Regions from separate parts of the Homo sapiens genome. Here region 2 is linked to region 1. The links are chromatin contacts, found by Hi-C or POLR2A ChIA-PET in ENCODE. All regions are on one chromosome and are shown on one strand. The core of a region is the stretch at or near the end of the contact, and the rest is flanking DNA. Distances in the headings are between cores, read along the strand shown. Region 1 has its middle 42 kb from the start of ATXN1. Region 2 has its middle 89 kb from the start of ATXN1.

Region 1 (7,314 bases), core at 2,028-4,527:
TTTAGAAATTGTGTTTAGTAGTAGAAACTAAAAGACAGCTTGTGGAATTAAGTTTGGGATGAGCAATGGTGACTTTCCCTCAGGAAATCTGTTTTCTCTGATTACCATATGTCAGGGTCTCATAAAATGAAAAAGATGCAATTGCTTAAAACAACATAACATCAGCATCAGGAAAACGTTATTTTTTATGTATACCATCAGCTATGAAATCAGAATTTAAATCACGGTTTACTACTTCCTAGCTGTGTGTCCTTGGGCAGGTTGATTAGCCCCTCTGTGCCTCAGTTTTTTTTCTCTGTAAAAGAAGAATATGATAATAGTAGTATCTATTTCATCTCTTTATTGTGAAGAATAAGTGAAAAGCATGTTGAAGACTGCCTGGCACAAAGTTAAGTGCCCAGTAGATGGCATCTATTATTTAATTGCATACAAATTTCACGGTGCATATAAAAAGTTTTCCCCCAATGTTAAAATAATTTACTCTTAAGTGTTCCTGTTCCTTGATTCTTAACAGTGGCTATTTATGTGCTCATAATAATTACATAATGGCAAAATGACTTTTACAGTTATGTTTAATGCATCAGCTTTCAGTTGGGCTTATTACATAAAGTAATAAGAACATGTCTCCCTAATATTAAGTTGTTTTCTGATACACTCTGGATAATTCACTTTAGGAAATGTTGAAAGCTAACAACACATAAACCCATGGTATGTAATTTTCCCTGATTTCCGGATCATGAGAGGTGTTATGAAATGTATGTGGGGTTTATATACAGGCATCGTCTTTTTTCTTCCTCCTCTTGCCCATCTCTCACAACTTGCAGAAAGCTGTGTATTTTAATATTTTAATTCCCCACTCTTTCTCATGTATTCATAAGTGAAAATATGCACATTAGCACGATTTTATTTTTCAAGCTCATAAAGGTTAAAAGGCATCCCTTAGCTCAGTAGGCAAGACATTCATTCTCTTTCTCTTTGCTGCAAAACAAGGCTCCTGGTCTGCTAGTTTCATAAATCATTCTCCAACTAGCCCATGACAGACAAAAATCAAAGAACAAGTTAGCACTCAGCTAGTTACAGATTAGAAATCAGGTGACAGCAGGCCCCATTGTTTCTTCTATAATGTATCCCCCCAACGGGTATGCTGCTGTGCCTGGGTGAACACTCCCATACTTGTTGACAGAATTATTTTTAGAAAGTAATGCTTTCCCATTTATAAAATCCAGAGAGAGGCAGCATGATGTGTAGGCGGTAGCTCTCAGCTGTGGCTGCAGATCAAAATTACCTGTGGAGCTTTTAAAAATCTGCAGATGCCATGACCTAACTCCAGACCAATGGTTTTCAGCCTGGGCTGCATATGTGAATTGCCTGGGGAGTTTTTGAAGACTAGGATGCCTGCCAGGCAGCCCCACCCCACACCGACTGCATCAGAATCTCTCTGGGGGTAGGGCCTAGAGAGAGTCATTGCTTAATCAGCGGTCCAGGTGATTTTAACTTATGGACAGGCCTGAGAGCTACTGCTCTAGATAGATGGAATGACTTAGCCATTTAGCAAGTACCTGCTGACTGCTACTATATAGAAGGCATTGCTGGGAACGTTGCCGTTAATATAATACATACTTCCTGCTCTCCTGGGCTTAGAAATGCAAATAAAAATGTTCAGGGGTGGGCCCTAGGAATCTGAAGCTGATTATTTTTAAAGCTGATCAGCCAAGCTTGAGGATCAGAGGGTAGGAGAAAAAGCTGAGAGTCAGACAGCCGTGTTTGAATCTTGGTTCCTCTCCTTACTGGCTGTTTGGTTTGGGGTAAGTTACGTAACTGTTCTAAGCCTCTGTTTCCTGATCTTTAAAATGGTGGAAAGCAAATCTTCCACACTAGGGCCATTATGAGTTTTAAATGAAAAAGAAATCCGTAGTAATCTTGGTGCAGTAGCTAGTTTCTACTAGGCATTCGATAAATGTTAGTTTTCTCCCTTCCTCCTCCCCTTCATTTCTCCGTTGTCCTTAAAGCAATAGGTTGGTGCTAAATATGTGGGATGTACAATTGAAGTATGAGACACTGCCCCTGCTTTCTAGGAGTTATGGTGCAATAAACAATTAGAGAGCAACCGCATGGTATGAAAGCTATACCTAGGTGTGTGGTATTGGCTACTTTTATTGCTGCAGGGGTTCTGGCTGGAGAGAAATAATCACTGAGAATCAGGAGACAGAGAATGTTTCCTAAAGAGGAAGGATTTAAAAGGAGTTTTGAAAGGTGGGTAGGTTTTGCCAGAAGAGGAAAGGGAGGGTATTACAGGATGAAGGAAATAGCACAGCAAAGGTAACTTCTTAATGATACCTGAAGGTAGGTCATGTTTAAAGACAATGTATATTTTGCAAGCACTCATTTGACATGTGTCTATGCATGTCACGGATCAAGAAAGTGGGGTTTCCTTTTTGATCAGTGTGAGAGTGAATGACACTGTGTGAGTTTTATGTGTTTCATGTACGAGGTATATATTTCTAATGATACATGCATTTGTTTTGTATGTATTTTCCCTGCTACATTAGTTAGGAAAATTTTGCATACATCCATGTATTTTTACTTGCCTTCTCCTCAGGGGGTAGCAGCATGCCTTCTTAGAAAAACCCCACGTGCTTCATAAATAACAATGAATTTTCTGAACACGTAGAACAAAGAGCTGAATAAAGATGACATCATCCTCCTTAGAGTGAATTTTCATTCAGGTTATCATTTAAGTCCTGCTAGAGGTTTGCCTGGAACAGTTAGTCCCTGACCGATTGTGAACAGCAAAGGGAGTGGATCTGCTTAAGCCTCTGTCGCTGTTTGAGAAAGGCGAGCGAGCATCTCAGTAGCCGCCTCCTGCCCCAGCGGCCCCAGCCTTATGTTCCCCACCCTCCAGTGCAAGGTCTGGGCCTCCTCCCAGGCTCTGATGACAGTTGCTCACAGCTTCTCCCTCCTCTGCTGAGATGACTTTGAATGACCTACTTTGAAAATGGTATGAACTCAGCGGAGTGCCCAGGCGTTGGGGTGCAAACGGGCCTGCCCAGAAGGGCTTCCTGCAGAGGAGAGCGGGCTCTCCGGGGTCCCTCCAGAGGCTGCGTGCACGGTTTTGTTTTGGTGGTGGTTGCTCTTTTTTTCTCCCCCAGGGCCTTGGCTGTTACAATTCATCTTTATGCTCTTGGAGTACAGGCTAGTGATTTGCTGGGCCGCTGTTAAGTCAGAGGACGACAGCCAATCAGAGCAGGATTCTGCCCTGTCTCCCTGCTGCAAACTGCTGAAGTAGTAATGAACCTGAACGCGAGGTTTCAGGCTGAGCTCTCAGCAGCAGCCCAAGAGCGCTCTTTCCAGGGCAAAGCGGGGAGGAGCAGGAATTCTCGGAGCTGAATGACAGATCAGCGGCCTCCTGAGGCCTGTACCTTGGCTGCCACGTGGAGTCTTGGCTAAGCCTACCTTCCACCCAGCTAATTTTTTTCTCTGAGTTATGTGGCTTTTAAAACCAACATGGATGTCTATAGGGTGTGGGGAAGGGAGACAAGAAGGCAGCCAGGCAGAAGTGTTGGGAATTACTTTACCGCAACCACTTTCAGTAAAGTCTCCAGATCATCCCCTTTTCCCCTACTTCAATGACTGCCCACTAAAAAAGGAAGCCAGCTTTGAAATGATTTGAACTTGTAAACTAGCTTAAAAATGACTTTTTTGCAAAGCAGTGATTCTGAGTTCAGAATAGATACATTTCCACTATTTATCATCTGATAAAACTCTCCCTAAAGTGAAAAGAACAGGAGCTGATTTATCAACTTTTCCTTCAGGATATTTACAACATGTTAATTTGTCTGTGTTGGATCAGCTTGGGCCATTATCAATATGAAGGAAGAGAAAATTTTACTTTAACTCCTGTACGTGAATCTAAAATGGAACATTCAGTATTTATCTGAAGTTCCATTTAAAACTATCTGCATAGAACATCTGACCTGCTATTCAGAGTGCTTCTCTTGTTTATTTGGATTTTTTGAGTCTGTAAAGATATTTTCCCATGATTTTCTATGAAACCCACCACTTTCAGTTTCACCCAGCATTCTAGTCTTCTTCAGACCTTGGTTTGTGGAGTACAATCCATTGAGGGCCATGAAAACTTCCCTGAAAGAGACCTAGCAAAATGTTACATATGGGATTATCACCTTGAAATGCTATGCATGATTCTTTGCACAAATTCACAGTTGGTAGCACATTGGTAAATGTTGGCAAAAATGTGCTATAAGGGTTTTAAAATAGGGAACGATGAGCACATATTTTACCCATTCTGAAGTGCGTGGAATCTCTTCCATGCAATATAGGCTCAGTGTTGCTGGCTCCTGACTTTCCCTAACTTGTTGGGTGGACAAGTTGTATGGGGGAAATGAGAAGGAAGACAGGAAAGATGGTAGAATTAGAACACGTGTTCAACACTCAACAGTTGCTGGCTGTATGCACAATATGAGCCAGTCTGGGTCCTTACATCATCTTTGGCAAACCATCGTCCCTTTCTTCATCCAGCTCCTTGTGGCTTTCTGGCTGACAGATGTAAAAATAGAGGCTACAATAGAGCCAGCAATTTTGTATCAGCAGGATCACTCACACATGCCTCACACTGGCAGCAGGTTTTAATTTTAAAATCAGAATGAAGGTTTCTGTGCTCAAGACTTTAGGGCCACTAGGCCAAAAAAAATAAAAAAGAGAGAGAGAGAGAGAGAGGCCCAAACTCCTTTGGTGGGACGATAGGTGAAGGGAGGACCTAGCCCTGAGCTGAGAAAGGATGTAGGAATAAAGCCAGGTACTGAGAAACCAAGTAGCTTATTACAGACAGAAGAATCCACTGTAAAAGACAGTTAGGAGACTGTGTGTCTCTTAGTCTCCTAACCTGGAAAGCTGTCAGAATGACTGGGACAGGGTTTTGCAGGCAGCTTTCAAGATGGGATGGAGAAAGCTACTGTGGTTGGGTGAAAGCATCCATATTTTTCCCCAAAAGGGTTCAAAATGGCTTCTGTTTTCATTTGCAGGCCAAGTAAAATGTTGCAGGCTTCATGAAGTCATTTTTCATTGTTAACTAATATTCATTAACTTATTAAACATGTGGATGCATATGATACTGTCACAAGAAGAGCTAGGCAGCCCTCAGGGAATATATAAAAGCAAACAGAGGGGAAGCCTCTTCATGCAGCTCATGGTGATGCCAGATCTTCCTCCTTTCCCCAATGAAGGCTTCCAAATGCATCTATTTAGAACAGCTATTTTAGCTTTTACTGGATTAGCCACAAGAATAGTGAATACAAAGAGGAGAGGAAGAAGGGGAAGGAAGGGAGGACCTTTGGACCCCCAGACAAGTCATGGGACACCGGAGGGTGTCACACTGGACACCCATTCTCTCCCTGCTAAAGGGACCACCCACCTGCTGCTGGAAATTGCTCAGCTTCTGTTTTTCTTCTGTCCTGAAGTTTTTCAAAATTTTGAGAAAAGACGACAAGGCTGGAGGTTTGCACATAGCCTGCTGGAGCCCCTTCTGGTGGCCTGGTAGTGTGGCCTGCTCTGTGACTACACCTCTCCACTCCTCTCCTCCCTCCCAGTCCTACACATAACCTATTTAAAGAACCACATTAAGTGGTAGTAAAAGGAATATGATAAGACAGAAATGGAAGAAAAAATGTGTCATCAGACACCGTAGTGATTGTGCAAGAGCAGGACTCAGAAAGGAACATCACACCAACTTTAGGGGAAGGTTTCAATTCAGATAAAACTCTGTGGTCAGGGAGAAAATGACTCTAGTTTAATTTCTGGGATATAGATTTCATGAAGACTTCCAAAGAAATAGGACAACACCTGAAGCATGTTCGAGGAAAAGATTGTGATTCGATTTTCGTCTTCTCTGCGAGGAAGCTCATTATGGGCAGATGATACAGTGTTGTCCAATTTTCACTGAGGTGTACAAAAATAATATCTCACATCTAACTCCCAGGAATATGCATAAGGTAAGGTCGGAAGCTATATCCAATGCATACAAATAGGAAAAACATGTCAACTTTGTGAGGTCTCCTTCTCAAAGAGAAGTAGGTAATGGAGTACAAATATCAATTAATGCTCAGTAGAGTCTGCACATTTGCTGGTAACGCAGCTATGTTTTAGCAAATAATTGTCTCTCTTTTGTTTCTTGATTGTTAGCAGGGGGAACTGGGGAGATAAACGTGTTGCAAAGGTCTGTGCTGCATCATTGTGGGAAGGATGTTCAGTTCATCTAAGAGAAAGTAAAAAATTAGCCAAACCCTGCTCACCAGATATCAGAGCTGCAGGAACATGATTTCCTTCTTTAGATTCTGTGCTGAGTTCTGCTGGCACCCTGCATTAATATGAAATTAACAACACACTACTCACACGGAACTTTACATCTAAAAAAAGCTCACATTATGCTTTAAGCCTTTTATTATAAAATAGTGGAAGTCATGAGGTTAAATTTGTTCATACAGTTTTCTCTGGATCAGCTGTACAATTAATTTTATATAGGGGATGAAAGTATATTCCATGTGGATCTTTGTCAGTTGAGAAAGCAGTAAAATAACTAGTGGTGAAGCCTGCCTTCCCCATCCCACCCCAAGCACATATATATGATTTCCTACTTGCAAGCACTCCAGATATTATTTTTTTGCAAATATGAAATACCCCTGGTGTTCACATTCATTGTCATTGTTAATATTTGCTATGTGTCAACAGTGTGACTCATCCCAACTAAAAGCCTCTAGGAGAATAGAGGACGATGGCTGAGAAAGAAATTCCATTCAATAAATTACCATTGAGCATTTACTATCATTGGCACTGTAAGGCCAGAGTCCCTAAAGAGTGCACGATCTAGTATACTGTGTAAGGCAGATGTACAGATAACTATAAATCAGGGCAGAATAGGGTAAATGTCTTACAAGAAATTATTAAAATGTGGTGCCGTGGGTGGATCACCATTTGGAAAGGCTCAGCAAAGGTTTTGTAGAGAAGATGATAAAGGGGAAAAGGATATGTAAACCAGATGTGGGCTGGGCTCTCCCTGCCGTTAAGACCTAGGTAACACTGGCCTGAATCCCCACTCCAGGTCCTCTGGAAAATCCAGCGCCTTCCTCACCAGGCTCTGTCCCTGCTTCTTTCCCCATTCATTTATTCCCTTTACTGAAACCCTGCCTCTTTTCTTAGTTTCCACCAAAAATCACTTGCACAAAGGCTTTCTGAGATGCAGTGATTACTGCAGGTGCTGGGGATATAAACGTACAGCCTAGTAATGTGCACATCTAAAAATGG
Region 2 (7,314 bases), core at 3,156-5,655, 47 kb before region 1:
TGTCCAGAAAAATTCCTTCCTCATTCTCCTAACTCAACATGAGCCTCAAAGGTCTTTGGGAAACTCAAAACTCATAAAGAGCACGGCATCCTACTTATAAGCGTTTTCAAGTCAAAGACACTCTTCTCATTATCACAACTAGCAACTATGATTCTTTGAAATGACTTATGCCTGGGAGTGATTAGTTTGTCCTCTTTACATATTCATGCCTTTATATTAATCTATTGTATGTGGCTATGCATTGACCAGCTCAAAAAATCATTTAAAAAAATATAAGTAGTGTTTTTTTAAATAATAATATTTGGTTAAACCCAATAAATGATTCAGCAAATTCTTTTTTTTTTTTTTTTTTTGAGATGGAACTTCACTCTTGTTGCCTAGGCTGGAGTGCAATGGCGTGATCTTGGCTCACTGCAACCTCCGCCTCCCGGGTTCAAGTGATTCTCCTGCCTCAACCTCCCAAATAGCTGGGATTACAGGCATCTGCCCCCACACCCGGCTAATTTTGTATTTTTAGTAGAGACGAGGTTTCCCCATGTTGGTCAGGCTGGTCTCAAACTCCCGACTTCAGGTGATCCTCCTGCCTCGGTCTTTCAAAGTGCTGGGATTACAGGCATGAGCCACCATGCCCAGCCAAAACTGTTTTCTTTTAAAGACATAAATATAGTAAAGGGATGTTTTCCTCCCAAAATAATTACAATAATGCCCAGGTATCTTGGTAAGCTAAAATAGTCCTAACCACTTGGGCCCACCCTCCACTTTGGGATCTGACTCCAGACTAATGAAGAACTCACCATCTTACTTTAGACTGACAGTTATAAATTGTCTGAGTGGCTGCAAACGTCCAACTCCTTAGAGGCTTGAATAATATCTTTTAGTCTGTAATTATAAGCAGGAGCAAATGAACGTCTATACACTATGATTTTGAGACAGATTCAAATAAAAAGAATTGGTAGCATTATGAACTCTACCTCAAAAATATATCAGATAGGTACAAGTAGATCAATGGGGAGACCCAGAAGATGTTGCAGTTTTCTGCAGTCAAACAAATTATAGAAATCAGGGCAGGAGGAAAAGAATACAGAGCATGCCAGGGTGGCAAGATCCATTTGTCTGTGTTAACGTATCTATCTGCTCCCTATGTTCTCATATTGACCTTGGTGCGATGAAGCCTGCAGTGAGGCAGAAGACCTACGCTGTTGTACGTATGGCTCTGCCTTATGTTTGCTGTGTGGCTTGGAAAATTTTACACCAACTCTCTGGGTTCCAGGTTCTTCTTCTGAAAAATGGAGACACAAGTGCTTTTCCTATTCACCCAGAGGGGTAGTTATGAGGATAAAATGTGATAATTTTGGAACTGGCTCAGTGTCTTAAAGAGCTCTCTGCCTGCTGTTGACAAGGGAAGTCTAGTGTAGACTTTCAGAAGGCTGCCTCCCTCTCTCCAAAGGTTGCAGTAGACAGTGGCCACTCCTCCATCCCATGAGCAGTAGCATCACTCAGCATTAGCGACTAACATTGTTTCTGGCGAGGTCCTTGCTGTTCCTCTATCTCCGTTTCCAATAAGATCTTTTTCAGATTACTTTGGAACTTCCCAAGACGGCCTTCATCCAAAATGCAATGTTCAGTTCCTTTTTTGATCCGTATCCAGGAGCCCTAGACTAGACCAGTTCTCCTAAAACTCATTGAGCTTCAGATAGAGCCTCAGGTTTCAGCTTGCCTGGAAAAGATTTAAGACAAGGAGTTACGTGAAGATTTTGTAAACTATGAAATTCTACTCTGTTGTAAAGTAGCCCTTTGTGATTTTACAGTAATGGAGCACTCACTGAACCTTCAGAGGCAACTCATTCCATCTTTGGATAGCTCTGATGGTTGAGCTGGAATCCAGGTCCCTGTCACTTTTTGCCATTGTGGTCCAAGTGCTACTCACAGTTCCATACGGAAGTCCAATCACCCAGGACACTTTTTCTTTTCTGTCCCCCCTAAAAAGTCTCTTTTTCCCTGTTGTTTCTCATGGATATAGTATCTAATTCCTTATTGCCCTGTTTTCTTCTCCCTGAACACCTCCAGTTTTTCTGGCTTGAGGGTAATAACTAATAATAATGGTTATTACTAATATTCCACTAATAATCTGCCAGTTCCTCCACAAGAATATTATGATTTTGTGAGATTCTTAATGAAGCTTCAAATATAGACGGAAAACAAAGGTCAAAAATCTAGCTTATTTCCTTATCTATAAGCCTGGTTATATTGTCGATGAAAGAAATGAGTTGTGTTTGACATGATTTGTTCTTAGTGAACCAGTGCTAGCTCCTAGTGATCATTGCTGCTTCTCTTAAATAATCCATTCTAGCATCTTGGCCAGAATTCACTTTCACTTCCTTTCTGGAAATCAGAATGACACCCCAGTTTTTGAACCTTCCTTGTTCTCTGTAACTCTTTACAGATTCATAACAATGACTCAGCAATCTCTTTAACAACATTTCTCATTTTCGTCTTTTGATAAGAGATGAACCATTTGGATCCCAGAAATGAATGCAAGCTAACTTTGTGTGTCTGATGTGGATACTTCTTTCTGTGTAAACCTGAAAGAAGGTTATTTCTGAGGACTGAGAATTCTGTTTAGAGAGAGGGTGGGCTGAGACAACAGACTTCACTATCTTGAAACACCAACATCCACAACCCTCTTTATGCATAGTCCAAAAGAACATGAATTGTTTCCTAGCAGACAAGGTTCAGAGCGTGTACAGAAGAGAAAAAATCATTAGTAGGATCAGGCGGGACAGGCAGATAAATGAGGAATGAAAAGGATGACAATCGGAACCTGTGTTTTAATCCTTCCCAGGGTGCATCACTCCTAGAAAAGAGAGAGGACTTTATTAGTCTACATCTTTCTCCACTTAGGTTTGGCATGACCAGCAGCATCTCTCCTAGGAGGGAAACTACAAGTGTCTGCTGGTCTGGATTAAGATACAATAACAGGGGAAGCATATGGTCATTCACATGGTGCTTGTTCCCACACTGCGCCAAGGTTAACAAATTAATGAAAAGGAAGCACGCGACATAAATGTTGAGCCTTATTAAACATGAGATCATCACTCCCAGCTATCTTTATCTTACAAGAATCTAAATTAAAGCAATGCAACCCCTCTTCCATGCATACACAGTGAAAATCATTCTTACAATAGCAAATCATATTTTTGAGGACAAACAACAGCAGTTTTAAACTCTAAAATTGTAAGGAAAGAGTCTGTTCTAAAAGAGTTTTATTGAGATGATATGGGAAGAAGCAGTGTTATTTATTTAAGTACAGCATTGCATTTTCCTTTGTCCTTTCAACAGGTTAGTAATTACAGGAGTAGTGATTAGCCTTGACAGAGGGTACACAAAACGATAAATGGATACTGTGTGCATGGGGGGGCTCTCTGGTGCCAAGCTTATTATTTTCAGTCAGAGCTAATTATCCTTATTATACTGCATGACTCTTTTCTCGTGAATTATGAGTGGAAAAGTGCTGAATAGAGTTTTTTTCCAAAGTGCCCTGAACTGTGGAGGGAAATGAAAATTACAAACAATGAAAAGCTTGTTAGACAATGAGAGCGATCATCTATAAAGGGATTCTGAAGGAACTTCCCTTTTCCTGCGCTATAGAAATGTAAAGTGCTTATCAGAAAATGATCAGGGTTTTGTTTTTGTTTTGTTTTTGCGTTTAGTTTTTTTTTTTTTTTTTTTTTGCCACACGGATGATGGGAGGAAAAGAGTTAGACTCAGCTCAGCCTGGGGCAGTAGCAAAGCAGCAGGAAGAAAGATGGAAAGTCTTACTTAAATCTTTGTACAGGATCAGTAAATTATGGAGGGTGGGGGGCAGATGGAGGGTGGAGGGCAGGGGGAAATTGTGTTTAGACACAGGGGCAGAAGGAATTTGTGGTTGCTGATTCATGCAATTAGATCCCCACGGCCAGACCCTTCAGTGTAAGGAAAGATAGGATCCTGCCTGGCCCAAATGCCACCTGAGAACCGACCTGAGAAGAGACACTTCAGTTTGAAATCCAGTTACCACTCAATCCTTTATCTGTCTCTTTTTTCCCTTCTCTATTGCCCCCCTCCCATTATAGTGATGCATATGAACAAAATTCCACAGATGGTGCATGCTTTTATGAGCTCAGTCCTGAAATTTGGTTCGAAATTTCCCCAGTGTCCTCTGTGCTTCTCTCTTTGCAACAGATGCACTTAAATGTTAGCAATTTATTTGCGGCCTGTGCTCCAGCCAGAGCTGGAGAGACAGGGCTGTTGTACAAAGAGTAGCACAGCCACTAACACAGCACGAGGTTCCCTGACCGCAACTGCTGGGGCTGCGGGAGGAGGCCTCTGTTTCTGTGGGCACAGCCAGTCAGTCACAGGAAAACCAAACTTTATCTTCCCCTCCTTCCAGCTCAAGTCTGGTCCCTGAATAAGACGTTAAATCCAGCGATTGCCGAAGAAGGGCTTTCCTTTCTTTAGCCTATCATGCCTAGTATTCTCCACACGCCAGCATCTCATTCTCAATTTTTACCAGTTAGCCGGCTTCTGGGATTCGGAAGGCTGGAATATAGAATTTCATGAGAGTTCAGGAACAGGCAGATTCTTTTTAAGGACACCAGGGCTCTGTAAGGTGACACCCTCTAAGAATACAGCCTTGGTTCCAGGGTAACGAGTGAGTCAACCCTTTTATTTAGTATGTCAACAGTGAAATGCTCATTTAGTTGGACTAAAATATTCTTGAACAGAAAGTTATGGGCTCCCTGTGTGGGTTTGGAAATGTCAGCCCAGATAAGCAGGCAATTAATGAGAGTGCAATTGTTATCTTCCTCTAACGCAAGCATCACCGATGAGATTAAGAGGTGACATGTGATTGCCCAAATAGGGGCGTGCACTAGTAAAACATAATTAAGGAAGGAAGTACATCCTGGAGAAGCAACTTGAGTTGCTTAGTGAGGATGACATCTTCTTTATGCTTGTAATATCGTTACATAGGTGAGATCACCACAGGCCAAATTGCCCAGATCCTATCCACAATCCAATGGTATTAGGAAACTTGTTATTTTAACCTGTGATTCACACTTTTTCATCCTCAATACAGGCTAATCTTGTCACTCTTCTTAATAGTTTTTGTTCCTTTTCCACAAGATTCTTTTCATTAAGATGAAGAGATTCCAATGTCCCTAAGTCTGAGTGTTTTTATTATCGTTATTTCTTGCTAATTAGTTAAATTTGAAGTTCCTTAAACCATTGCACCAGAGTATGACAAACAGCCTTTCAGCAAGGGACTAAGCTGGTACCCAGTTTCTACACACATACCAACGGGGTCATGATGTCCACCCAGCATATTTGGATCAATCATTCTGGTGAAAATTACTTCCCAGCTAATTTCATGGACTATTTTTGATGTGATCATTCACCTTTTTCTTTTGGAGGGGGTGGAGAGGAGGGAGCGGAACTGTAGTCTAGAGAGTGGGGAGCAGCGTAGTCTCTGCTGTCTGACCACCAGCGCTGCAATTTTGATCCATGTTTCCCATATGACCTAAGCAAGTTACTTACAGCTTCTTATCTACTATTCCCTTATCTACAAAGTGGGCAGTAACATGATTTATTTCAAAGGGGTTAGATTTGAAAATTTATAAGAAGCTTAGCACAGTTCCTGGCATTCAGTAAACACTCAACAAATTTTATTGTGGTTATTTTTATTATTTTATCGGCATCATGGTCATTTAAAATAAGGTGGCATGCATTTATATAATAATGCTAATGTTATACTCCCATATTGTAAAAAAGACAATAATGCACTCAGGTATAGTCATCATCATTTGCAAAATGTTAGGTAGAGAGGATCCTGATGAAATAAGCTTCAAACAAAGAATGATTTTTTTAAAAAACCCAGATCTGATTCTGATCATATCACTGATCTGCTTAAACCCTTCAATGGGTTAAGCACTGCTCATAGGATAAAGCCCAAATTTCAAAACACGACTTTGCAAGGCCCTTTGTGACCATGTCTTGCTCACCTTTCTTACCTCAAAACAGATCGCTAAGCATGGGCTTTCATCTGCCTAGAGTATTCCTCCCTCCTCTCTACCCATAACTAATGTCTACACATCCTTCAGGATCTGACTTCCATGCAACTTCTCCCTTGAAATCTTCCCAGTTTCTGCACACCTGAGTTGGCTGTCCCTCTGGCCTGATACTATAGCATCGTGTGTTAGTTTTGTTGTTATTGTTGTTGTTGTTTTTCTGTCAAAGAATGCTTTGGAATTGCCATTGTTCTTGTCCCTCGCTAGCCCAAGAGACCCTTGAGGATAGGGATGGTGAGTGCCGAGTTCACCACAGTTGCACAGTGCTTGTACGTATGGGTGATTCATTTACATAACAAATTTTAGTGAGTCTCTACATATGCATTGCTCAATCCTCCATCCTTCCTCAAGTGAGCTGCACAGCTCAAATGGATTCACAATTTAAAATTAGACTTAGCCTCATGCAAATACATAGCTCAGTACTCATTCCGGCTTGTTCTATTACTGTATGTGAGTGGGAAATTCTAGGTGGAGGTCGAGGTTCAGGACATTTGCCAATAACTTCACCAAGTCAGCCTTTACTTTCACCACAAAATGTCTTTGTAGCGGGGAGCTAATGAAAGGCAACCTGCTGAAGGTGGGTAGGAGACTTCCATGCTGCACTGGCATAGCAAGCACGCTGCTTATTCATTCATTTGGGATGGTTTGGAAGGAGAACAAAGCCCCTCCCACCAAGCTACCATGATGCTTCCCATCAGGCAATGCTGCCGCCAACGCCCTTCTCATTTCCCAATTAAATGTGGAAAGCCAGCTTCCTGGAAATTCCAAAACACAGGGACAAAGAAACTAGATGTCTGTCCATATTTTGCAAGGCAATCCTGGCAGATGGAGCAGCTCCTCGATAAACTTTTACACCTGAAATTCAGATTTTCTGATGAAGGGTATAAGGCTTTGTGTTATTTGTTGACAGTTATGAGCCACAATCATATTTAAATCTCCCTGCAAACTGTATCTGTTATGCCAAAATAGCTCTGGTTAGGTTTACAGCCTGGGTAGAAGAGTAGCTCCTGACGTTATTAGATGTGTAAACCACTGAAATGTAGTGCTTAGGGACTTATGTGCATGGAAATACACAGGTTTTGTTAAGTATATTCCTCAGCTCTAAAAAGGAGAGGGACCAATTTTGTTTGTGCTGTTAGCATATTGTTTGCTTGGCTAAAGTCAGGTTGCCATCAACTGAGGGGATAAGGCATGAGTCAATGGCTAAGAA

The links. A loop is a pair of places that touch in the nucleus more often than their neighbours do. ChIA-PET counts read pairs that join two places held with the same protein, here RNA polymerase II (POLR2A). Pooled maps may share reads with other maps.
Region 2: a map of gastrocnemius medialis shows a loop between it and region 1 (2.3-fold over the local background). The contact joins two enhancer-like sites. A Hi-C loop is called at or near these places in 1 of 168 maps with a recorded cell type or tissue (gastrocnemius medialis), 2 of 37 single-sample maps with no recorded cell type and 7 of 50 pooled maps. POLR2A ChIA-PET finds 5 or more read pairs at or near these places in 3 of 52 experiments (Panc1, activated CD4-positive, alpha-beta T cell and naive thymus-derived CD4-positive, alpha-beta T cell).

The regions. Positions count from the first base shown.
Region 1 is chr6:16,799,479-16,806,792 of GRCh38, reverse strand. No RefSeq gene overlaps it. Among named protein-coding and RNA genes, the nearest start is that of ATXN1, 42 kb to the right of the region's middle. RefSeq lists a silencer at 3,161-3,455 and an enhancer at 3,201-3,495. Within about 2 kb of position 3,277, at least 9 of the 41 ENCODE cell types and tissues checked have a DNase peak (open chromatin) inside an H3K27ac peak, as active enhancers do; they include gastrocnemius medialis, where a contact is called at or near this core.
Region 2 is chr6:16,847,117-16,854,430 of GRCh38, reverse strand. No RefSeq gene overlaps it. Among named protein-coding and RNA genes, the nearest start is that of ATXN1, 89 kb to the right of the region's middle. Within about 2 kb of position 4,405, at least 7 of the 41 ENCODE cell types and tissues checked have a DNase peak (open chromatin) inside an H3K27ac peak, as active enhancers do; they include gastrocnemius medialis, where a contact is called at or near this core.